Linked DNA regions of Homo sapiens: regions 1 and 2 are each linked to region 3. Evidence: chromatin loops called from intact Hi-C (ENCODE). Cell type or tissue: PC-9. All regions are shown on one strand. Region 1 overlaps CRISPLD2 (cysteine rich secretory protein LCCL domain containing 2). Region 2 overlaps CRISPLD2 (cysteine rich secretory protein LCCL domain containing 2). Region 3 holds the start of LOC105371378 (a long non-coding RNA gene).

Region 1 (8,000 bases), 67 kb before region 3:
TCCACCAGGAAAAAAACCATGACCTGCTGAGGTGCTTGCTGAAGGCAAAGGGAATACAGAATGGGCAGTAGAAGAAGGTAGTCATCAATACCAGCTATAACCACGTGACCAGTTGCAGATATGAGGACTGTAATTGTTATGAGTATTTCCTCCTTCTTTTGTTAAAAACTTGCTTGTGCATGTATACACTTGTACTAAGAAAATATCTTCATGTTATTTCCTTTTTCCTTCATCATGGGACATAAGATTTATTAACTTCATATCAGCATTTAAGTATTGTTAACTTTATGTCATAGTATTTGGGTTGGGGATTGGTGAGTTTCCAGTTTTACGAAGGATGGTTGTATTATGTTAGTGTAATTATGATCTTATTATTGTCTTTATTTGAAGATTATGTATGATCTCAGGAGATGTGTATGGGTTCAAGTTGACAAGGGGTGGACTTGTGATAGTTAATACTGAGTGTCAACTTGATTGGAGTGAAGGATGCAAAGCACTGATCCTGGGTGTGTCTGTGAGGGTGTTGCCAAAGGAGATTAACATTTGAGTCAGTGGGCTGGGAGAGGCAGACCCACCCGTAATCTGGGTGGGCACCAACTAATCAGCTGCCAGTGCAGCTAGGATATAAAGCAGGCAGAAAAATGTGAAAAGACTAGACTGACTTAGGTGGAGACTGGGAGCAGCCTCCATCTTTCTCCCGTGCTGGATGCTTCCTGCCCTCAAACATCGGGCTTGAAGTTGTTCCACCTCCAGACTCAGACTGGCTTTCTTGTTCCTCAACTTGCAGATGGCCTATTGTGGGATCTTGTGATCACGTGAGTTTAATACTCCTTAATAAACTCATATATACATATTTATATATATCCTATTAGTTCTGTCCCTCTAGAGAACCCTAATACATGGCCTCATATGGTCCTCCTGCCTCAGCCTCCCAAAGTGCTGGGATTACAGGTGTGAGCCACGATGTCCAGCCCGTGGCCTATTTTATATGAAACTGTGAATGCTAACGAGGGTGAGCAGTGCGTCTGCATTTAATGCTGTGTCCAGCATCTGCAGAGCCCGGCACAGGAGATGCCCATGGGAAGCCATGTCTCGGGGCAGTGGGGCTCTCCAGGGGCCTGGAAGCTGAGCCTAGACCCTGGAGATGAGGCTCAGCTCATCACGGAGGCGGGAGGAATGTGCTGAGAGCGTCTTAAATAGGGCCAGGAGGGGTGACTGACTTCTTTAATTCCCCTGTTTCATGTAACGCTGTCGCATGACTCAGACTGAGGGCAAATTCATTGCAAAAGTGTTGGGAGTAAATTTCCTACCTCGGTAACACAAGTTGTTCCTGCAGCTGCCTCCATAGCTGGGTGGGCACTCAGAGCAGGGCCGGCCATTCTTGTAGGGGGCTTCTCCAATCCAGTTCCCCCTGAGGACAGACCCAAAAACAACCGTCAGAGGGAACCACGACGTGAGGCCTCGGGACTGATCCTCTTCCAAGGCCCACGTGAGTCCCTGAACACCGCCACTGACAGGTCAGGGGGGAAGGTTGTGTGCTGTGGGAAGCGGGAAAGATGGCTATCCCAGGCCTCTCCCGTGCACAGAGAGTCTAGAGAGCTCCAGAATCCCAGCGATTCTGCAGAAGGGAGCTACAAGATGCCCTTCCACACAGTACCTTTGCCCTGGCTGGCTGTCAGCCCCGTGGCCCCCCTTCCACCAACACAGCTCTGAACACTGTTAGGGCCCCTAGATCACAACACCTTAGCGCTGAAAAGCTGCCAGGACCCCCTTTTAAGCCATTTCTCAAATGTGTAAAGCCAGCCTGTCCCAGAGACGGCTTGCGTTTCCCAGTTTTTACCACACACCATCCCTGGTCTGTGCCTTCACTGCACTCCTCACCCCATCTCCCCAACACCCCAGGAGGGAAGAGCTGGAATTCAATATTTTTGCAGAGGAGGAAACTGTGGCACAGTGAGGTTAAGTGACTTGCCCCAGGTCACAGGACAAGCAAGTGGCGGGGCTGGGATTTGAACACAGGCTGTCCGGCTCAGAGCCTTAGGCACACTCTACTCTAGGGGCTGGATCAAAGGTCCCTCTTGGGTCACAGTTGCCCTCTGCCTCCCTCCGGAGTTCCCAGGGGCAGGAAAACTGGAGGCCGCACCATAGGCTTTCTCCAGGGGCCAGGTAGAGGTGGTGAGCGGAATCCCCAGGCCCTTCCTGCGGCTCCTGGGCTGTGAAGAGCAGGCTCCCCGGCTTGGGCCCCAGGCTGCCAGCATGTGCCCTCGGCCAGCCTCCTCCAGCCCCAGCCTCGGTCTCCCTTTCTGTAAAATGGGATCACGGCAGCAGGGCTGCTGTGAGACTGAGGGAGTGACCGTGGGGAAGCCCTTGGACCGGCACCTGACTCACGGGGAAGGCTGTGCTCTGAGCGTTGGGGAAATCCACAGGCTTGTGCGGGGAACGCTCTGATGCTTTCCAGGGAAGATGGGGAGGGGCCCTGCCAGTGCTGGCCAAAGACAAACGGCAGGAAACACGCTCTGGGTCTGATAGGCATCCGTCCTTACAAGAGTGGCCTAGAACTTCCCGCGGCCCCAGAAGCACCCTGGCCTCACCGAGGGGCCTGTGGGCAGGGGAGGGACAGTGGGCCGTGCAGTGTGGGGAGGACAGGGCTGGCCACTGTCTGACTGGGCACTGTTATGACGTGCACACAGCCTCTTCCACCCTCTCACATTCCGGAGGCAGAATGATCGCGTCCGTGCCATGCCACAAGACATCCCTGCTCAGAAATCGTCTGTTCAGATCCCCGGGGGTCTTCGGGATGACTCCCCCAAAAAGAACATCACCAAGGGACCGAGAGGTCCCAGAGCCCATCCTGTCTCTGGGTGAAGCCCAGTAGGTTTCTCAGATGATCGTGGCCCTGTCGTGGGTACGTCCCACTGCCCCTGCCAAGTTTCCCCTTGTGTCTACGGTTCTATATTTCCTCAGACAAACCACACCACTGACGCTCCCAGCTCAACCCTAACACTCAGGGTTGGCATTGGTGGAAGGCTGGCTGGGCACCAGGTCCTGCAGACAAATAATCTCCTTAATTTTTGAGACAGGGTCTTGCTCTGTCACCCAGGCTGGAGTGCAGTGGTGTGACCACAGCTCACTGCAGCCTCAACCTCCTGGGCTCAAGCAATCCTCCCACCTCAGCCTCACAAGTAACTGGGAATACAGGCATGCACCACCACACCCAGCTAACTTTTTGTATTTTTCGTGGAGATGGGGTTTTGCCAGTTGCCAAGGCTGGTCTTGAACTCCTGGACTCAAGCGATTCTCCTGCCTCGGCCAAAGGAGGCTGGGATTACAGGCATGAGCCACCGCACTGGCCAGTCTCCTTAATTTTTGAATAGCACCGTGAAGTACCTTCCCTCACACACAAGGCCCTCTGTGTACACACCCACCCCACCCCTTGTCGGGTTGGGAATCCCCCTCAAGGGATCTGACCCCCCCCACACCCAAACTCACCCTCCCAGCCACCCTCCTCACCCTGGTGCCTGGGACAGTGTCCTGCATAGCCCAGGGGCTCAAGCCCTCTCTCTAAGACAGAGGCCATGGACAGCACGCAGTAATATGCAGCAGACAAAAGGAAAGAACCGGTGATCACGCAACACCACGGGGAGACCTCACCAATGTGATGTTGAGCAAAACACCATTTGGGGGTACAGGGAGTGTGCTGTGTGGCCCCCTTCATATGAGGTCCCACACCAGACACCACAGACCGATGGGAAAGATGCTAGAATGGTGGGCACTTTGTAGGGCACGAGAGAGCCTCTGGGGCATGGGAGACACTGTCCATCTCCATCTGGATGGTAGTTACACGGGTAGAGGGCTATTGCCGTGGACTTTCATTATGTGTCTCCCCAAATCCCAGTGTTGAAACCCTCACCCACAATGTGACTGTACTTGGAGACAGGGCCTTGATGAAACTAATTAAGGTTAAACGACGTCAACAGGTGAAGTCCTGACCCAATAGGATTGATGTCCTCATCTCTCACCACCATGTAAGATAGTGGCCGTTGGTGAGCCAGGAAGAGAGCTCCCACTGGAGCCCGATGCTGCCACCCCTTGATCTGCCACACCTTGATCTGCCACCCCTTGGTCCAGGGGACTTCTAGCCTCCAGAATGGTGAGACATAAAAGTCTGATGTGTAAGCTGCCCAGGCTGTGGCCTCTGTTGTTGCAGCCCCAACAGACTAATGCATGTGAGACTGTGTCGCACTGTATACTTCAGATGAGTATATTTTACCATATGGAGGTTATTCCTTCTTTTAAGGAAGCAGGGGGCAGCTACAGAAGGAAATAATTTCATTTCTGATAGGACCTTCTAGTGTCTATTTTTTATAGAGTCAAGTCAAATGATTCCTCATTCACCACCTGCCACTGGGCCAGGAATTCCACCACCTTGGACCAGTCTGCTGCTCTTGCATGGTGCCTGCGTCCCTCCCAGGCAATGACACACCCGCTGCGCTCATCCATGTGGGCTGCTGAGCCGCGCCACGCCACCGCAGGCACACCAGATGGTTTTGAGAGGGCTTCTATTTTTCCTCCCAACCTCAGCGATTCCCCCTTCATCCCACCTTTTCATAACTACTCCTGACCCAAAACAAATAAATGAGGTCATTCCCATTTCATTCAGTCACTGAGCAAACATGCCCCGGGGCCCACTCTACACAGGGCACGGGGCAAGAACGGCGGTGGCCAGCGGCCAGCATGCAAACCTCAGGCCATGAACTGGGGGAGTGACTCTCCAAGAATCAGCACATATTTGTCCCATGAGCAAATGAGTCAAGGGCTGGACACCACACTGATGAGCTGAGCATGCTATAGGCGGAGGAGGCACCATGATCAGGAGGCCGCATGTGGACCCTCTTTGGAGGGAAACAGAGAAGCTAGGCTTTGTGTGAACATGTGTTTTCTAGGGTGCTGTCTACTGCATGTTTTCAGAGAAAAATAATCATACTGCCAGGGCAGACCATGCTGGTTGCCCAGCCAGCAGCTATTCCCACTTCTGACTTTGTTCAGTTGGTCCCAGAGGACGTCTTGCAAAGCCAGTTGGGGCAATCTTTTTCCCCCTCATCTATGATTGGTCTAATTCTGGCAAAGAACATAAGGAGAAAGTATGCCAGTGTGCAAAAGACCTAAGGAGAGAGCCCTTTGACCATCCTTCCTTGTGCTTGGGGAGATGTGATGTTGGTGCTGTGCAGCCATCTTGGGACCATGAGGAGAGAATGGTACGGCAGGAAGACGGAAAGAACCCGAGTCCTTGTTGACACTGCTTAGCTATTACGCTAACCCAGATGCACTAAACTCTAGATTCTTTGTTATGTGAGATATTAAAGACTTCGCTGCTCAAGCCAGTTTTCACTGGGTGCTCCCTGGCAAGCAAACACATCCCAACCCCCACCCCATACAACGGCATCAACTTGTCTTACTTTGGAGAATAATTGCAGACAAAGTAGACCGCGTTCTCCCAAACTTCTCCCCAGACAGTCATCTTCCGGCAGGTGTTCACAGCACAACCGATCTTGTTGGTGGTGGCCCAAACTATCTGAAAAGATGACATTTGTGTGTCACAGCTCGAGGGATAAGGCACAAAAGGGTGATATCATTTGGCCTGGATGTATAAGGTGCTGGCACTAAAGAGGTACGAGGTGAAGGGTTGGGGAAGCAGATATTAGTCCCTAACCCATTGAAGATACATACATTTTCTTAAAAAGCAAAGCAAGTGGGCCGGTGCGGTGGCTCACGCCTGTCATCTCAGCATTTTGGGAGGCTGAGGTGGGCGGATCATGAGGTCAGGAGTTTGAGACCAGCCTGACCAACATGGTGAAACCCCATCTCTACTAAAAAAACAAAAATTAGCCGGGCGTGGTGGCAGGCACCTATAGTCCCAGCTACTCAGGAGGCTGAGGCAGGCGAATCGCTTGAACCCAGGAGGCAGAGGTTGCGGTGAGCCAAGATCGTGCCACTGCACTCCAGCCTGGGCGACAGAGGGAGACTCCGTTTCAAAAAAAAAAAAAGCAAGCAAACAAACAGACTCCCACACAATGAAAATGCCCCACAATGTCAAATTGCCATAGAAGTTTTCTCGGTTGAGTGCAGTAGCTCACAACTGTAATCCCAACACTTTGGGAAGCTGAGCGGGGAGGATTGCATGAGCCCAGGAGTTTGCGACTAGCCTGGACAACATAGCCAGACCCATCTCTAAAAAAAAAAAAAAAAATACAAAAATTAGCCAGGCCTCGTAGTGCACAACTGTAGTCCCAGGTACTCAGGAGGCTGAGGTGGGAGGATTGCTTGAGCCCAGGAGTTTGGGGCTGCACTAAGCTAACTAAGATCATGCCACTGCACTCCAGCCCAGGTAGCAGGGAGACACTGCCTCAAAGAAAAAAAAGAGTTTGTAGTGCTCACTCAGTTTCTGACCTTGCTGGTAACAAACAGCTTCTTCTCCCAGCTGTACTCTGTATAGAACTGAATTTTTAAAAATGAAGGCAACAACAGCGCAGAGGCTTTACAGATTTGACAATCCCCCAGGGGCAGGGGGTGAATGACTGGGATTGGGGGGCAGGGCTGAGGTCGTGGCAAGTCCCCGAGTTACCTGTGTGTAGTGCGTGCACATGGGCCCCGAGCACCTCTCTGGACACCAGGGGTTGCACTCGCTCGGGTAGGGGTAGGTGTAGTCCTTCACCTCGTCATACCAGGACTGCACATGGAACCCCGGAGAGCGATACCTGCAGGGCAGAAACCGCTCACTCAGTCCCAGCCCCTCCCCTCACCCACCAGTGGAGACAGCAGCAGCCACGGGCAGGTAGGAGGGAGGGAGGCCGAGGAGGGTGAATAGCGGCCAATTCCAGGAGCAGCCACGGGCAGCCGGGAGGGAGGGAGGCCGAGGAGGCGGAATAGCCCCCAATTCCAGGAGCAGCCACGGGCAGCGAGGAGGGAGGGAGGCCGAGGTGGGGGAATAACCCTCAATTCCAGCAGCACCTGGTACAGGTGCTTAATACCATTATCCTTGAGGAGCTCACCTGGGGTCTCTAGTAGGCTCCTCAGGTGGCTCATACACCACCTGCACGTGCAGGAATCTCTTCACCTGGCTCTTAATGAGTCCTTTCTTTTTTTTTTTTTTTTTTGAGACGGAGTCTCGCTCTGTCGCCCAGGCTGGAGTGCAGTGGCGGGATCTCGGCTCACTGCAAGCTCCGCCTCCCGGGTTCACGCCATTCTCCTGCCTCAGCCTCCCAAGTAATGAGTCCTTTCTTATGTCAATTAGGTGTTTATTTTCAGGTACGTTGGAGAAAAACTATCCAGCCCATGAAGCCCGTATTTCACAGATATTGTTGTCTAAGACAAAACCTGATGAAGACGTGAGTGCACTTAAGGCCGAACATGGTGGCTCATGCCTGTCATCCCAGCACTTTGGGAGGCTGAGGCGGTAGGATCACCTGAGGTCAGGAGTTGGAGACCAGCCTGGCCGACATGGCGAAACCCCGTCTCTACTAAAAATACAAAAATTAGCCGGGCGAGGTGGTGCATGCCTGTAATCTGCAGCCACCAGCTGCACCTGTCCCTGGACATCCTCCGTGGGGTCATCGCTTCATGCCCACCACCCCCTTGCTTCAGCCTTGGCTGCCAAGGTTGGCACCATTTTTTTTTTTTTTAATAACTAGGGAGAAAACCAAACTGGAGGCAAGTCCACAGTCACACTGTCACCAGCAAGTATAAACAAAGTGGTTTCGATGAAGAGAAAATGCTCACGGGGGAAATGACCATTTTTAAGGGCCATGTGGTCGTCGAGGCAGTTAGAGGTCTTGTAACAATTACTGTCTGGAAGCGGAGCGCACGGCAGCGGGCAGCGGCATTTGCAGAAAGGCGTGCACACAGTGAGGAGGCAGGAGCAGAGGGCTGCTGGCCACTCATCCGCTTCCCTGCGGCTCAAGGTCACGCAGACTCAAGGCTGGCACTGGCATGGCTGTGGGGAA
Region 2 (8,000 bases), 57 kb before region 3:
TGAGCTTCCCGACGGCTGGATGACGCGGGGAAGGCAATGGGCATCTTCCCAACAGGGTGGAACCTGGCTCAGCCTTAAACAGTGAGCAGAACCAGACAGAAATGACCCACCATGAACAGAGCAGTTCACCCCACAGGAACGGGGACTCAAGAACCCTGCACAGGAGATGGAATGGAAACCCCAAACTACAGGCCAGGCGCGGTGGCTCATGCCTGTAATCCCCGCACTTGAGGAGGCCAACGTGGGTGGATCACTTGAGGCCAGGAGTTCGAGACCACCCTGGCCAATATGGTGAAACCCTGTCTCTACCAAAAAATACAAAAATTAGCCAGGCGTGGTGGCACATGCCTATAGTCCCAGCTACTTGGGAGGCTGAGGCTCGAGAATCACTTGAACCCAGGAGACAGAGGTTGCAGTGAGCCGAGATTGCGCCACTGCACTCCATCCTGGATGACAGAATAAGACCCTGTCAAGAAAAGAAGGAAGGGAAGGGGAGGGGAGGGGAGGGGAAGGGAGGGAAGGGAAGGAGGGAGGAAGGGAGGGAGGAAGGAAGGAAGGAAAGGAAGAAGGAAAGGAAGAAGGAAAGGAAGAAGGAAAACCCAAACTACAAACTTTAATCAATCATCAGTGTCTGGGGTCAGCCAACCAAGCTTGAATACATTTTGTCAGTCACTCAGGAGTGTTCCTGGATGCCAAGCCTCAGTTTCCCAGAATATCGATGGGACGGGTGGTCTCTCTCACTCTCTTTGCAGGCTAAACTTGATAAGGGGCACAAGTGCTGAGCCCGGCACACGGCAGTGGGGTCCTGCGGCAGCCGGAGAGGAACTTGTGGCTCTTACCTGCCCCAGTGAGCGCCCAGGTTCTGCCCGATGGACACCAGCAGACTGGTGGGCCCGTGCTCCCAGATGCACTGACTGGCCCACGCTGCAGCAGACTTCTCCAGTTCGTCATCCCAGGTCTGCAGGAGAAGGAGAAACGGGCACCAGGAGGTGAGGGTGAGGGAGGGGCATAAGAACCATAAATACAGCAACGCCCCAGCCTGGGCTCCTGTGGAGCCTACAGCCAATGCTCTGCTGCTGTATTGCTGGGTTCCTAAATCAGCCAGGGGGGCGTGGCAGGCCAGACGTGCCGGCTCCAAGCCTATCCTCAGGCCTCCTGCTGGGCCTCTAACTTGCCAGAGGTCCTGGGCAGGTGCCTTCTCTCTGGGCCTCAGTGTCTGTGAAACAGGAGTGGCCATGCTGAGTGACCTCTGAGGGTAACACGGCACGCTGTGTGGAAGACAAGGGAAGGTCAGCAGCCATCTCTAGGGACGGTCTTGGCCTGGAAGCCTGTCCCGATGACCCCAGTCTCCTCTCCTTATGCATGTTCCAGGCACACCAGGCTTCCTCTCCTTACTACGCATGATCCAGGCACACCAGGCTTCCTCTCCTTACTACGCATGTTCCAGGCACACCAGGCCTCGGGCTTTACCCCAACCTTTTCATTGCATTCTAACAGGGGGCTCCGAAGCGGGCCCTTATCTCCATTTCACAGGCAAGCAAACCAAGGCTTGAAGAAGCAATGCCATTTTCCCTGGGTCCCACAGCCAGTCACAGAACCAGGATCTGAACCCAGGTCTTCAGGACCTTGGACCCTGAGCTGTCTCCATGTACGCAGTTATGTGTGGACCACAGCAGGTAATAATCAGATGCTATTCCTAGGCCAGGGGCTAGAAATCAATTATCCGGGTGGCGTTGGATTGGCGCTCTGAATGCTGGTCCTGGAATGGCAGTGTGAACCTAGGCACGCAGTTACCCTCTCTGAGCCTCACTGTCCTCATCTGTAATGTGGGTATGTCCATGGCCCTCACTGTGAGCAGTAATGGGGAGGGGAAGCCTACAAGATGCCCAGCCCAGGGCCTGGCTGCAGTCAGGGAGGCTTTATCCACGTCAGCGACACACAGGCCTGCAAAGAAAAGCAGACGAGGGCCCCTGCAGGGGATTTTAGACTCTCACTGGCCACCCGCAGGGCAACACAGCAAGAAGGGCCCCGAGATGAATGGATGCCGCATTTCAGTTGGAAGATAGAAAGTGCCGGAGATGGGCCCGGAGCAGTGGCTCACGCCTGTAATCCCAGAACTTTGCGAGGCTGAGGCGGGCAGATCACTTGAGGTCAGGAGTTGGAGACCCGCCTGCCCAACATAGTGAAACCCCGTCTCTACTAAAGATACAAAAATTAGCCGGGCCTGGACAAAGTAAGACTCTGTCTCAAAAAAAAAAGAAAGAAAAGAAAAGAAAAGAAAGTGCCAGAGATGGATGGCGGGGATGGTTGCACAACAGTGTGAATGTACCTAATGCCACAGAACTGCACACTTAAAAATGGTTACAATGGTCAATTTTATAGTCCGTATACTTTACCACAATGAGAAGAAATTGACAAGAGACGTCTTCAGCTTGCCCAGCCCTGCTCACCTCCCAGCACGGCCCATCCTGAATCAGTGGGGCCTGAGCAGGGGTCTGGGCAGAGACTCTGAAGACAGGCTGGCCCCAGGAACACACATGACTCCTGGGGAGAGAATTCCATGAACAGAGCAAGCGTGTCCTTTCTCCTCTGTGGAGGAACAGATGCCAGGCAGCCCTGGCACAGCTGGCAGCTGACGCTGCACTTCCTCCCTGGAGTCCTCCCGACAGATGCTCCAGCTTTAAGCAGGCAGAGGCTGGCCTCCTGCCCTCTGCACACCCAGCCCCGGGCACACAGCAGATGCTCAGGGAAGACAGTCCTGTCTTAGCCCTGGGACCCCCCAGCAGGGAGTACCTGCCCAACACAACCGCATGCCTCACTTCCCTCTCTCCCCGTGTCCCAGCAAGACTCCTCAACAGCCAAGGGGCAACAAACCTTGAGTCTTGGAGAGGTTAAGTAGCATGCCTGAGGTCACACAACCAGGAAGTCTTTCACAACCCCCTCTTGTCTGGCTACTAAGGGGGCTCTTCCTGCCTTGCATACTGTAACCAAGTGCCAGACCCATCCCACGAAAATCATAAGTTACTAAAATATGCTAATGCAACATGCTGACTGTGCAATATACTAAATGATAACAGCATCATTCACATTTACTTGGAACTGATTTATGCATTATCTCATTGCCTCCTCCAAACAACCCTATGAGAAAGGGTTTCTTGTTCCCATCATGCAGGTGAGGAAATATAAACAGAAAGGCTAAGCAATCTGCCCGAAGTCACAAAGCTGGCCAGTGACAGAGCTGGCTGGACGGAGGCAGGCTGGCTCCAGAGCCTGTCCACTCATAAAACCTCAGAACGGGCTGCTCAACTCTTTGGGGTTTTAGAATCCACCTTTCAGTGCTAAGGCTGTTTCAAAGGACTGTGGCTTGAAGCCACAGCAGGCAGGGTTGAGCAGGAAGCCACGTTTCCAAGCCGCTTTCTCAAATCTGCATTGCTTGTTTGGGTGTGAACCAGAGCAGAGGGGCAATGCAGCGCAGTGCTGAGGGTGCCGGGCTGAGTGGCAGGGCCCCTGCCACCCCATCCTTTCAGCCTCCTTGCTCCGAGGTAGCCTCAGTAGCATCCATGAAGGCTCAGCCTCCCCAGCAGGCCGGCCTTTTAGACCAAAGGACCCAGATCCCAGCTCCAATCCTGAAACATCACCAAGTAAACAAACAGGAAAACATGAAAGGCCTGCTCTGGGCTGCCCGGGCGGCCTGACTTTCCCTGCTGCAAAGAAGCTCCTTTCACTGGCACTAAGTCTTGCATGAAACCGGGAGGACCACACAGTGCAGGGACAAGAAGACCAGCATGAACCCAGCCTGCTCCAGACCGGGAGGCGGGAAGCATCTGGGATCCTGGGGGTCGCAGCTCAGTCAAGCTCCAGTCCCAGATGCTGACAACCTCTCCAGAGAGACGTGGGGCCTCCCTGCCCCATGAGGACCAAGGCCAAGCCACCAGGGATGCGCGGATTCAATGGGTCTCAACGTTCCCATGGCCCCTTTCCTTTCATTTCTCATAAAGCAACTCTCCCAACAGCATGTTCCAACAAGCCCCCTCTGCTCTCAGAAATTGGCGGCGAAAAAGAAAAACGTAGGTTGGGCACAGTGGTTCATGCCTGTAATCCCAGCACTTTGGGAGGCTGAGGTGGGCGGATCACCTGAGGTCAGGAATTCAAGACCAGCCTGGCCAACGTGGTGAAACCCCGCCTCTACCAGAAATACAAAAATTAGCCGGGTGTGCTGGTGCGCACCTGTCGTTCCAGCTACTCAGGAGGCTGAGGCAGGAGAGTCGCTTGAACCGGGAAGTGGAGGTTGCAGTGAGCCGAGATAGCACCACTGCACTCCAGCCTAGGCGACAGTGCTAGAATCTGTCTCAAAAAAAAAACAATAAGAAAGAAAGAAAGGAAGGAAAGAAGGAAGGAAAGAAGGAGGGAGGGAGGGAGGGACGGAGGGCGGGCAGGCAGGCAGGCGGGGAGGGAGGGAGGGAGGGAGGCTAACTGACTTGGAAGAGGAGGGGAGCGTGGCACGAGGGAACGCAGTGACTCTGAGGGAAGGCTTGCAGGTTTTCCAGCCTCTGCTCTGCCCCTTCAGAAACAGCCCCCGGGCAGGGTTGCTCTGCTTCCAGGAGCCTTTCTCACGGTGCGGTGTGTCCAGAGCTTGGAGAAAGACAGAAAGCCCAGCCAGAAAACCAGTGTAGCCCTGACCCATGGGCAATGCCTCCCAGGTCTCCGGAACGGCTCTTTGTTCTTCACTCCCCGCCTCCCGCCCAAATACCGCCCCGTCACTCCTCACCTGCCCGTCACCTGAGCCGCCTCCCTGCTTCCTGCTGCGCCCTCCAATCCCCAACACCGCACAGCAGCAAAAGTGTTTCACAGCCAGGCGCAGTGGCTCACTCCTGTAATCCCAGCACTTTGGGAGGCTGAAGTGGGTGGATCACCTGAGGCCAGGAATTTGAGACCAGCCTGGCCAACATGGCAAACACCGTCTCTACTAAAAATACAAAAATTAGCTGGCCATGGTGGTGGGCACCTATAATCCCAACTACTTGGGAGGCCGAGACAGGAGAATCGCTTGAACCCAGGGGTCGGGGGTTGCAGTGAGCCGAGATCACGCCACTGCACTCCAGCCTGGGGGACAGAGCGAGACTCTGTCTCAAAAAAAAAAAGTGCTTCACAGTCATAAATGCATCCTCTCCCGCAAAAAAACCCTGTTTCTTTTTTTTTCTTTTTTACCCCCATTTCAGCAATACCAAAACTCTATTCCTCATAGAAAAAAAGGCAGGCTCCTCACCTAGCCTCAAAGCCCTGTGTGATTTGCCCCTGCCTGCCTCTCTGACCTCTTCCAATGGCCTCACTCCCTCAGAAATGAGCCATGGCCCTGCTGGCTTTTTGAGAGCTCCTCTGAGACCCGAAGCTTTTCTCCCGTTAAGGAAAGAGACTCACGAGGCGGTGGTGGCTTTCACACCTTCTGTTCCCTCTGCCCAGAACACCCTTCCCTGCACGCTTGCTTGCTCAACCATGCTCACTCTTCAGGTCTTAACTGAGATGGCTCCTCCGCAGAGTGGGCCACCCTTACTCCTCCCTCTCAGTCAGGATTCTTCCACCCCTAACGTTCTTTCTTGCAGCTCCCCGTATTTCTTCATCTAACTCTGCACAACTCATAATCATGCCTCTTCCGGGAATCCAGGACAGTGCCTGGCACATCGAAGGTGCTCCACAAATACTTCCTGGCTACACTAGTCCGGAGGTGCCGTGTGGACGGGGACCTCATCTGCTTTGTCCACCTCTTTATAGCAAGAATCTCACGGGGTGCTGGGCACACGGGAGGCACTCAAAAATACATAGAATTCACCAGTTGATTAAATATCAGGTATGTGGAAGGCAGAGAAGCAGAGCCTCCTACCCACACATTCAATAAATATGTATAGGCCGGGCACGGTGGTTCATGCCTGTAATCCCAGCACTGTCGGAGGCTGAGGTGGGTGGATCACTTGAGGTCAGGAGTTTGTGACCAGCCTGGCCAACATGGTGAAATCCCGTCTCTAATAAAAATACAAACATGGTGAAACCCCGTCTCTAATAAAAATACAAAAAATTAGCCTGGCGTGGTGGTGCAAGCCTGTAATCCCAGCTACTCAGGAGGCAGAGTCAGGAGAATTGCTTGAACCCAGGAGCCAGAGGTTGCAGTGAGCCGAGATGGCACCATTGCACCCCAGCCTGGACGACAGGGCAACACTCTGTCTCAAAAACAAACAAACAAACAGAAACAATAAATACGTATTAGCACCTTCTATGTGCAGGTTTTGGGGACAGACAGGGTGGCTTTGAATCCCAGCTTCACCATTTGTACATTTGTAGCTGTGTGGTTTGTACAAGTCCTTTAAAGATGAACCTCTCTGAGCCTCAGTTTTCTCTTCTGCAAATTGGTGCTAATACTTTCTATTTTCCAGGATTACTGTCAGGATTAAAGAGGACACAATTCACGTGGCACGTAATAGCCACTCAACCCTCATGCCACGACCCTCCATGGCAGCTTTGTGGGGGAGACACGGGTCATCACCCAGGCCAGCTCAGCCTGTGGCAAAGGAACGTGACCACAGCTTTAAAGACACAGATGAGACGGCAGCGTGTCTCTCAGAGCAATCACAGCAGGGGGCCATGGGTGCATTCCAAAGACATGATGATGCCTGTACCCACAAAGTGGCAAAGACTCAGACTCTGGGGGAGATGTGGATTTTTTTTTTTTTTTTGAGACAGGGTCTTGCTCTGTCACCCAGGCTGGAGTGCAGTGGTGCAATCTCAGCTCACTGCAGCCTTGACTTCCCAGGCTCAAGCGATCCTCCTTCCTCAGCTCCCACCCCCCACCTCCACCTCCACCTCAGTCCCACTGCAGCTGGGACTACAGGTGCGCACCACCATGCCCGGCTAACTTGGATTTTTTTGTAGAGACGGGGCTTTACCATGTTACCCAGGCTGGGACGTGGGTTTGTTTAAAAAGCCATTCATAGCTGACGGATGGCCAAGGTGGAGGCTCCCGGTTGGTGGACGAGGAGGGACCCTGGAAGACTGTGGTCCATTCCTCTGTAGTTCTGGAAAACCAGCCAGGAAGGAAGTTTCCACACTGGAGCTTGGGGTCAAGTAGCAGCATCGCCCAACCACACCTGGAACACCCATCACAATCACCCGGGAGGGTTGACCTTGGCTGTCTTCTGTCACCGTTAGCTCCTTTCCCGGTTAGCAAAGCCTAGGGGTTGGGGAGGCAGGGTCAGTCTGTGCCGGGCCCTTCACAGCCTCGACTTATCTCACAGTCATGGCAACCACGCGAGGAAGGACTCTCCAAGTGGAAAGTGAGGCTCACACGGGCTAAGGAGAAGTCAGGGTGGTGCAGCTAGCGTGTGGCACAGCTGAGATCAGCATCAGCAAAGCCCAGCCCTGGGCCCCTCCCCACTCTGCCTCCAGGTGGGAAAGGCTGAGAGCTGTGTTCCCAGTGGAGCTACCAAGAGTGACATGAAGGCAACGAGGCAGGCTCTGCACAGGGAACCCACGTGTGTTGTTTTGGCAGAATGTTAAGAACAGAGCCAGAGCCAGACAGGGTGACTCATGCCTATAATCCTAGCACTTTGAGAGGCTGAGGCAGGAGGATTGCTTGAGCCTAGGAGTTCAAGACCAGCCTGGGCAACGTAGCAAGACCCCCATCTCCACAAAATATTTAAAATCTAGCTGGGCACCATGGTGCATGCCTGTAGTTCCAGCTACTTGGGAGGCTGAAGCAGGATCGCTTAACCCCGGGAGTCTAAGGTTTCAGGGCATGACGATTGTGCCATTGCACTCCAGCGTCAGTGGCAGAGTGAGACCCTGTCTCAAAACAAACAAACAAAACAGAACAGAGCCGGGATCCTCCCCTGCCAGAGGAGACCCTGAGCCAGCCATCACACGCACTGGCTGGGGAACAGAGCTGGCTGGGGAACAGAGCAGGCTGGTGGCCCAGGCCCCACCCCCGGTGCCAGCCTCTGCGGCCGGAGCCG
Region 3 (8,000 bases):
TAAATAGGACAGAACATCTGAGTCAATGCATCCCTTTTACTAAGTGAAATGAAAGAGTTTGGCTCGCGGGGATTCCAAGGCAAATCTGAACCATATGAACATGCAGACTCATGGTAGACACTTGGCTCTTGCACAGCTTCCTCCAGCCCGCCGCCGTCGCGGTGAGCGAGCACACGCAGGCAGCAGCAATGACGGGCGCCTGAGGCTTTATGGGCCCTGGCATCACTGCTGTCCAGAGCTCATCATTTCCGTGAAAAAGGTGCCGGGCCCAGCCCGTCCCTGTTGCTCCATCAGCCGCAAACCTGCCTCAGGATGTCAACAACTGGGCAGCGTCCAGAGACCCAGGGGCTCCTCTGCTCAGTGGGCCAGTGGGTCAGTCTCGAGGAGCTGACCGTGGTTTGTGCTTGCGTTCCATGCACGACCTGACTCAATCTAGTCCAGGGCAAAACTGGGCTGGAGTAACGCCCTGGCCAGACGCTGCAGAAGATGTTTTGCTGTGGCTGCCACTCCTTGGAGAAAAAGCAAATTTGGAAGCTTTGACCCAAGAGGTGGAATGGCTGCTTATTTATTCTCATTTTCTCTCTTTTTTTTTTTTTTTGAGATGGAGTCTCACTCTGTCGCCCAGGCTGGAGTGCAGTGGCGCAATCTCAGCTCACTGCAACCTCAGCCTCCCAGGTTCAAGAGATTTTCCTGCCTCAGCCACCAGAGTAGCTGGGATTACAGGCGTGTGCCACCACTCCTGGCTAATTTTTGTATTTTTCGTAGAGACGGGGGTTTCACCATGTTGGCCAGGCTGGTCTTGAACTCCTGACCTCAGATGATCCACCCGCCTCGGCCTCCCAAAGTGCTGGGATTACAGGCGTAATGAGGCTCAGCCTTATTTTCTTTCAGTGAATTTTATTTTCTCTTTGGCTCATATTAATATACTGTCACCATGAGAATTAACGAGACCAGAATGCTGAAACAGATTTGGCTTCAGGAGGAAAAGACTCCGAAGTCAAAGTCAAGGTGGGTTTGCTGTATAACCTTCAGGCACTGAAGACCTGAGCCATACAGCTTGTGAACGTCAGACGGGCTTTCAAGCCGCATAGAAGACATCTTCACATTTCCAAAATGAATTTCTAAAATGCAAACCATACCTCAACACCGAAACCTTCAGAATTCCAGGGTAAACTCTGCTTTAAATGTAAATTGCAGAAAAGAAATAGAGACCCACTCCCAGCAGAGATGACAGGGCTAGGGTTGAGGACGCTGATTTCAGGGGCTGGTAATGACCAAGAGCAGCCTAGCATCGTGGCCTGGCCATCGCCACAGGGCTGTCTCCCTGGAAAGATGAGGCCAAAACAAAGCCACCCCCACGCCCTCCACCTCCCTGCTCATTCCTTCTCACTCTCCCCTCTCTTCTCAGTTGCTTCTCCCCTCTACATTTTCCTTTTATTACTGTTTTTAACTTTTTTTTTTTTTTTTTTTTTAGTAGAGACAAAGTCTCATTATTTCACCCAGGCTGGGGTCAAACTCCTGGACTCAAATGATCCTCCTGCCTTGGGCTCCCAGAGTGTTGGGATTACAGGCATGAGCCGCCTGCCTAGCTCACATTTTCCTTCTCCTGACCTTCTCTTCCATTTCCTTTACCTGCTTAGCCTCACCCTTTCCATCCCCTAACTGGCCTCAATACAGAGTCAAAGCATACTTTCAGTTGTTTGCTGTATTTACCAAATGAAGTGTGTGTTTTCTTCTCAGTTATAAACGTGGGTGGGTTGAAGCTTTATCGTTCTATTCCTTTGCAAACAAATCTTAGGTTGCTGCAAATCTGAGGTTGGATGCCGGCTTTGAATGGTTCTTCTTGTGCACTAGTGACTGTGAGTATTTTTAAAAGTCCCATTGTAGATGGAAAGGAGGGGACTTCCAGGAAAGCAGAGGGAATGCACATGCAGCCAGCTCTGGAGGACGTGTCTGAGTAAAAGGAAGACAGCAGAGGGAAAGGCTTCCTAGCTCCTCTGGGATAACTGGCTCTGGAACAGTCTTCACCTGGTTGCCCAATATACCCTCGTGCTGTTTTTCGGTGGGAACTTAGGAGTGAATGTCTGTCTACCCTGGTGGTCCCTGACCAGACAGGACACACTCTCTCAGTGCTGAACTAGCACTGTCTGGCTTGATCAGAGTACCCAGAACAGCCAGGAGGGCTGGGATTCTAATGAGGGATAGGGCAGGCAGGGGCAGAGGTCCAGGTAGGCGCGTGACCAAGGTCCCGAAGGCTGGCTGCCCAGAATCGAGGCCCCAGCCCCAGGCCCTCCTGGGTGCTCCCTAAGGGCCTGCTCTGCCAGGGCTCCCTGGTGTGCTTCCTGCCCAGGAGGGCACAACCAGCGGGCAGCTATGGTCATCACTCATGTGCACCTGTGGGCGCACTGCTGAGGGTCCCTGTTCAGACCTCACTAGGCGTGGTGTCGCATCTGCCAGAGTGGACGCTGCGATGTCAGGCAGGTGGTACATTCACTGGGCACGGACTGCAGCCCCTCCTCCCCCAGGCATGGCAGGGGCCCTCTGAGGAGTGCCAGGGCCACCGTGACTGAGCATCAGCTGTGCTAATGGATCACACCTGCTACCTTGCTTACTCCTGCCCCTGGGCCTAGGTGACAGGGCCTAGGTGACAGTGCCACTCCCAGCCACTACCCAGAGGAGGCACCAGGCCACCTGTCCAAGGTCATGTGGCTGGTTCACAGCAGGTGAGGATGGAATGCAGGCACCCGACTATTTAATCACTGTGCTACTTTGCTCTTTTTTTTTTTTTTGCTTTAATGCTGCAAGCACTGAGGCGTCATGCACATCTTTTTCCTTCTGTTCCTCTGCAATATCCACTGGGCTCTGTCTGCCATTCCAGTTTACTCCTAAGCACCAGTGATGACCTCGTCAAGCAGGGTGGGCTGCAGGGAGATGACAGCGGGTATGAAAGGGTGTGAACACCCGCCTGCAGCACAGAGGAGGGGCCCCAAGCATAGGTGCTGGGCAGGTGCCAAGTCCCCAACTGCACAATGTAGACAGAAACTATGCATGGGCTTGGCAGAGGACCAAATGCCTGGCAAAAGCTCAGCAGCAGCCCTGGCCTGCAGAAAGCCCTGTGTGTTTGCTGTTAATCTCTCTCAAATGAAAGGTGCCAAACCTTTAGCCAGAGGAGGAAGTGTCCTGGAGGGGGGATGGAGGCAGGAAAGCTGGAGGGAGGTGCTGGTGGGGGGAGGCCCACAGGAACACCCTAAGGTAGCCACCGAGGGTGCTGCTGTGGGCTGCCGGTCCCCTGTAGCTCAACATCTGATATCCATGGACACACTCCAGGTCTCAGACCCTAGCCTTGGAAGCAGGCCCGGCTGCACCCTTCTTTCGGTCACAGCAGAGGACCCCACTGAAGACTGCACTCCGGCGCAGTGAGGTGCGGCCTCCCAGTGTGGCAGGGAGCATTTGTAGCCACAGGAAACAGGGACATCTTCCTAGAGAGTGAACTTTACTCATTGCAAAGCTAATATACTTTTTCAAAAATATGACAATTAATTTTTTTTTGAGACCAAGTGTCACTCGGTCGCCCAGGCTGGAGTGCAGTGGCGCAATCTCAGATCACTGCAACCTCTGCCTCCCGGGTTCAAGGGATTTTCCTGCCTCAGTCTCCCAAGTAGCTGGGACTACAGGTGCATGCCACCATGCCTGGCTAATTTTTGTATTTTTAGTAGAGATGGGGTTTCACCATGTTGGCCAGGCTGGTCTCCAACTCCCGAGTTCAGGCAGTCAGCCTGCCTCAGCCACCCAAAGTGTGGGGATCACAGGCATGAGCCACCACACAGCCAAAAATATGACACATTTTATGTCACTGTATTAGCCCTAAGGGGGCGCCGCTCACCTGCCAGGATGCCAAGGGTGCATATTTCAATGGAAAATTGAGGCACTGACTTCTCTCTGCAGAGCCCAGGAGTAAACTGTATGTGATAAAATAAGACAAGAATGTCAGGGTCTCTTGCCAGCCCCATGGGTATCAGAAGCTCTACTTTAAGCAGCAATAAATAAGTGGTTACCTGTGCAGAGAGGGACAGACAGGTCAGCTGCGCTGAGTCCCAGACCTGTGTCTTCTGATGGAAACAGGAGGAATGAGGCAGAGACGGGGTCCTCAGATCTGGAAGGCAATCAGCACCTTACAGGGAGGCTTTCAGTCTTTTAAAGCAGAGGAAGAATTTTTTTGTTAAATCAAATGGAGAATACCATCATACTCAGAAAATAGGCAAAAATAATTGCTTTCTTTGAAGGACACGTGGGAAGTCCAAGGTCAGGGTTATTAGACCCGACCCAAGAAAGCCAAGGCTATACCTCGAAAACCAGGGCACGTGGCCTGATCCCATGAACCAAAACACACTCCAGAGGGGTTGTTAAAAAAACAAAACCAAATAATAGGGGAAAAAGAAAGAAAAAAGACACAGAGTTAGATTTTGTCTAGTTCTCAAATGTGCCAACAACACAGGCACCCCTCAGAAAGTTCCTATCAGGGGACTTTTCAAATACACAAACACAACTGAGCAGTGTATTGGCTTGAAACAGGCAGCATAAATGAAGCTACTCTAATGTTTTCGTTATTAGAAAATCAAACAATAAACACTTTCCCCCAAAACAGAGCAAGAACTTAAACGGGAGTCTATGAGAAAATGAAAGGGATAAAAGTTTTTATAGGTCGTCCGCGGTGGCTCACACCTGTGATCCCAGCACTTTGGGAATTCGAGGTGGGTGGATCCCTTGAGGCCAGGTGTTCAAGACCATCCTGGCCAACATGGTGAAACCCTATCTCTACTAACAATACAAAAATTAGCTGGGTGTGGTGGCGTGCACCTCTAATCCCGGCTACTAGGGAGGCTGAGGAGGGAGAATCGCTTGAACCCGGTAGGCGGAGGTTGCAGTGAGCCAAGACCACACCACCGCACTCCAGCCTGGGCTACAGAGTGGGACTCTGTCAAAAAAAAAAAAAAAAAAAAAAAATTATAAAAAATATCTTAAGCATATCACTGTGTGAAATCCTAGAGTCAAAATAAAATAGTTTGCAAATCCCACAGCAGCAAGCGCTGTGTAAATTCCCTTTACTGAAAATACAGCACAGAACAGTGATTTCCAGGTTTGCTTACTTGCCAGTTGTTTCCAAGGAAGGGCCACTCAACGAAATACTACTGTGTTCAGCAAATCAGTGCCTAGCAAATGATCCCGTATCCTGACCACAGAACAACAGGAGACACAACTAAATCCGTGAAACAAAATGCATGTACGACCAAGAAGCAAACGTACAATTTGAGTCCCACTGGAAAAAAATGTACACTTGCTCATTAAAATGATGTAACATGTCTTACTGAGGTGGGGGATGAGCAAAGGGAGGGAAACAATCAGAAAAGAGAATGAAGCATTTGGTCACTAGTTCATAAAGGAACATCACCATGAGGTAAAGCCAGCAGATGCCATCGGGTGCATTTCATTTTCGAGCAAGTTAACTTTTCCCCAAAAGGTGCAAATAAGATGGGAACGGCCAGTCTAAAAGATGAATAACACTAAAACAAACAAACAAACAAACAAACAAAAACAACAAAAAAAACCCCAATTCCTAGGAAGCCAGAGAAAATGTCTGAAGAAGGCAGAACAGTGTCTGCTCGGTGACTTTTGCTGTGACTGATTTTAAAGGAAAAACATGCCGGGCGTGTTGGCTCATGCCTGTAATCCCAGCACTTTGGGAGGCCGAGGTGTATGGATCACGAGGTCAGGAGTTCAAGACCAGTCTGGCCAACATGGCGAAACCCCGTCTCTACCAAAAATACAAAAATTATCTGGTGTGGTGGCAGGTGCCTATAATCCCAGCTACTCGAGAGGCTGAGGTAGGAGAGTCACTTGAACCCAGGAGGTGAAGGTTGCAATGAGTTGAGATTATGCCATTGCATTCCAGCCTGGACAACAAGAGCAAGACTGTCTCAGAAAACAAACAAACAAACGAACAAACAAAAAACAATAAAGGAAACACAAAACACTTCGTGTAGAGTTGGCTATTACCACTTGGCCTTGCTAGACACGGATTTTAAAAACACTAACATTTTGGTCTAATCTCTTTTAAGTCCACTGACCCTCAGGAAATTGGTATAGAGATACTGTCTTCACTAGGCTCAGTCAAGATATTTTTCCTTCTTGAGCCAGAGAAGTACCAGAAAAACTGTGAGTCTTCTGTCTCTTGCTGTTTTTAGTTCTTTTGATGCACTCAGCACTTCCCAAGAGAAATGAAGCCAAGAGACTGCTGTGTCCACACTGCTACAACTTGCTCATTCTCATTGACTCATGAACGTGAGTTGGCTGTACAATACTAGCTCACTGGTTTATTGGGTTATTTCCCATAGTTCAAAAGCCACTGACTTGGACTATGCTTGTCACTTTGTAACCAGTTGGCCTGGTCAAGTATAAGCAGTCTATGACAGCAATAATCAGAAACGTCACCAAATAAAAGACATTCTAAGATGATGCCTTTGCTGACTGCAAAGTTCCTGCTCACGTTGCCCACACATTAGACTAGGATGGTATGACCAATGACATCAAGCAATGAAAGCAGGGGCTGGGCACGGTGCCTCACGCCTGTAATCCCAGCATGTTGGGAGGCCGAGGCAGCTGGATCACCTGAGGTCAGGAGTTCGAGACAAGCTTGACCAACATGGTGAAACCTCGTCTCTACTAAAAATACAAAATTAGCCGGGTGTGGTGGCACATGCAGAACAATCGCTTGAACCTGGGTGGTGGAGGTTGCGGTGACCTGAGATCGCACCGCTGCACTCCAGCCTGGGCAACGAGGGCAAAACTCCATCTCAAAAAAAAAAAAAAAAAAAAGAGAGAGAGAGAGAAATGAAAGCAGAATGCCACTGTGAGCCACTTGGGTGGCTGAACCATAGTTACACCAGTGGAGGCCAGAATGACCTCCATTCTCCATCCTGCCTCAAACACACAGTGGCTTGCGCTTCCTTGGCTAGTGGACAAATAACATACCAACCAGGTAAACTTCATGACATCTTCCCTGTAAGAGAACTTCCAAGTCTTGTTGTCAACAACTGACAAATGCGAGGAAAATCTCCCTATAACATACTAAAAATGTAACCATTCACTGCTTTAAATGCCACCTACAAAGGCATGTTAAATGATAATGAAGGAAAATCACTAAGTCTGTAGCCTCAGCACCAAGGTTAATGAGCAAAGTTCCCGAAGTAAATAACCTAAAGTTAGGAGACCGTACTATGAAACTTACAAAAACATTAAACGTTGCAACATAAAATGGAAACGTTGTGCGTTAGGGTTCTCTAGAGGGACAGAACCTATAGGTAGATGTATATATAAAGGGGAGTTTATTAAGGAGTATTGACTTACAAGAAGGGGTCCCACAGTAGGCCGTCTGCAGGCTGAGGAGCAAGGAAGCTAATCCAAGTCCCAAAACGGAAGAACTTGGAGTCCGATGTTCAAGGGCAGGAAGCATCCAGCACAGGAGAAAGATGGAGGCCACAAGACTAGTCTAGTCTTTCCACATTCTCCTGCCTGCTTTTATTCCGGCCACGCTGGCAGCTGATTAGATGGTGCCCACCCAGATTGAGGGTGGGTCTGCCTTTCCCAGCCCACTGACACAAATGTTAATCTCCTTTGGCAACACCCTCACAGACACACCCAGAAACAATACTTTGCATCCTTCAATCCAATCAAGTTGACACTCCGTATTAACCATCGCAAGTTGAGTGCAAAATCTCAAGAACAGCTAACAGGGACAGACCCAAAATTCACTGGCACCCTAGAAAATGTCTGGATTTGCTAGAATCACCTAATTCTGTATCCCTGGGCCAATTATTCACTTGAGGGACCATATTCTGCCCTGCTCTGGGCTTCCCTGTCTGTGGCTGGGTGTGTGCTGATCCTGCCTGAGCAAAACAAAACTTGGGCAGCCACACGTTCATCACGAATACAGCCTCAGGAGT

The links. A loop is a pair of places that touch in the nucleus more often than their neighbours do. Peaks named below come from ENCODE experiments on the same cell type or tissue, not always from the same donor. Only the 100,000 strongest peaks of a DNase experiment are listed, where the experiment ranks them.
Region 1: a loop joins it to region 3, with 8 times the contacts of the local background. A loop is called at or near these places in 3 of 110 quality-filtered maps.
Region 2: it touches region 3 in a loop (5-fold over the local background); 7 of 110 quality-filtered maps call a loop at or near these places.

The regions. Positions count from the first base shown.
Region 1 is chr16:84,848,140-84,856,139 of GRCh38, reverse strand. CRISPLD2 (cysteine rich secretory protein LCCL domain containing 2) reads right to left here. Exons shown (of 15, transcript NM_031476.4): 4 at 6,623-6,755; 5 at 5,457-5,572; 6 at 1,311-1,411. Among named protein-coding and RNA genes, the nearest start is that of CRISPLD2, 32 kb to the right of the region's middle. RefSeq lists an enhancer at 4,628-5,129. In PC-9, no CTCF peak of the experiment used is centred here; a DNase peak (open chromatin) is centred at 4,689; H3K27ac peaks cover 1,025 bases.
Region 2 is chr16:84,838,744-84,846,743 of GRCh38, reverse strand. CRISPLD2 (cysteine rich secretory protein LCCL domain containing 2) reads right to left here. Exons shown (of 15, transcript NM_031476.4): 3 at 840-958. Among named protein-coding and RNA genes, the nearest start is that of CRISPLD2, 23 kb to the right of the region's middle. RefSeq lists a silencer at 125-361 and an enhancer at 1,144-1,873. In PC-9, no CTCF peak of the experiment used is centred here; DNase peaks (open chromatin) are centred at 4,713 and 6,643; H3K27ac peaks cover 1,784 bases.
Region 3 is chr16:84,781,371-84,789,370 of GRCh38, reverse strand. LOC105371378 (a long non-coding RNA gene) reads right to left here and starts at 4,775. Exons shown (of 3, transcript XR_001752293.2): 1 at 4,056-4,775; 2 at 3,884-3,959. In PC-9, CTCF peaks have their summits at 3,624 and 3,850 (motif pointing right); DNase peaks (open chromatin) are centred at 2,710 and 3,020; H3K27ac peaks cover 410 bases.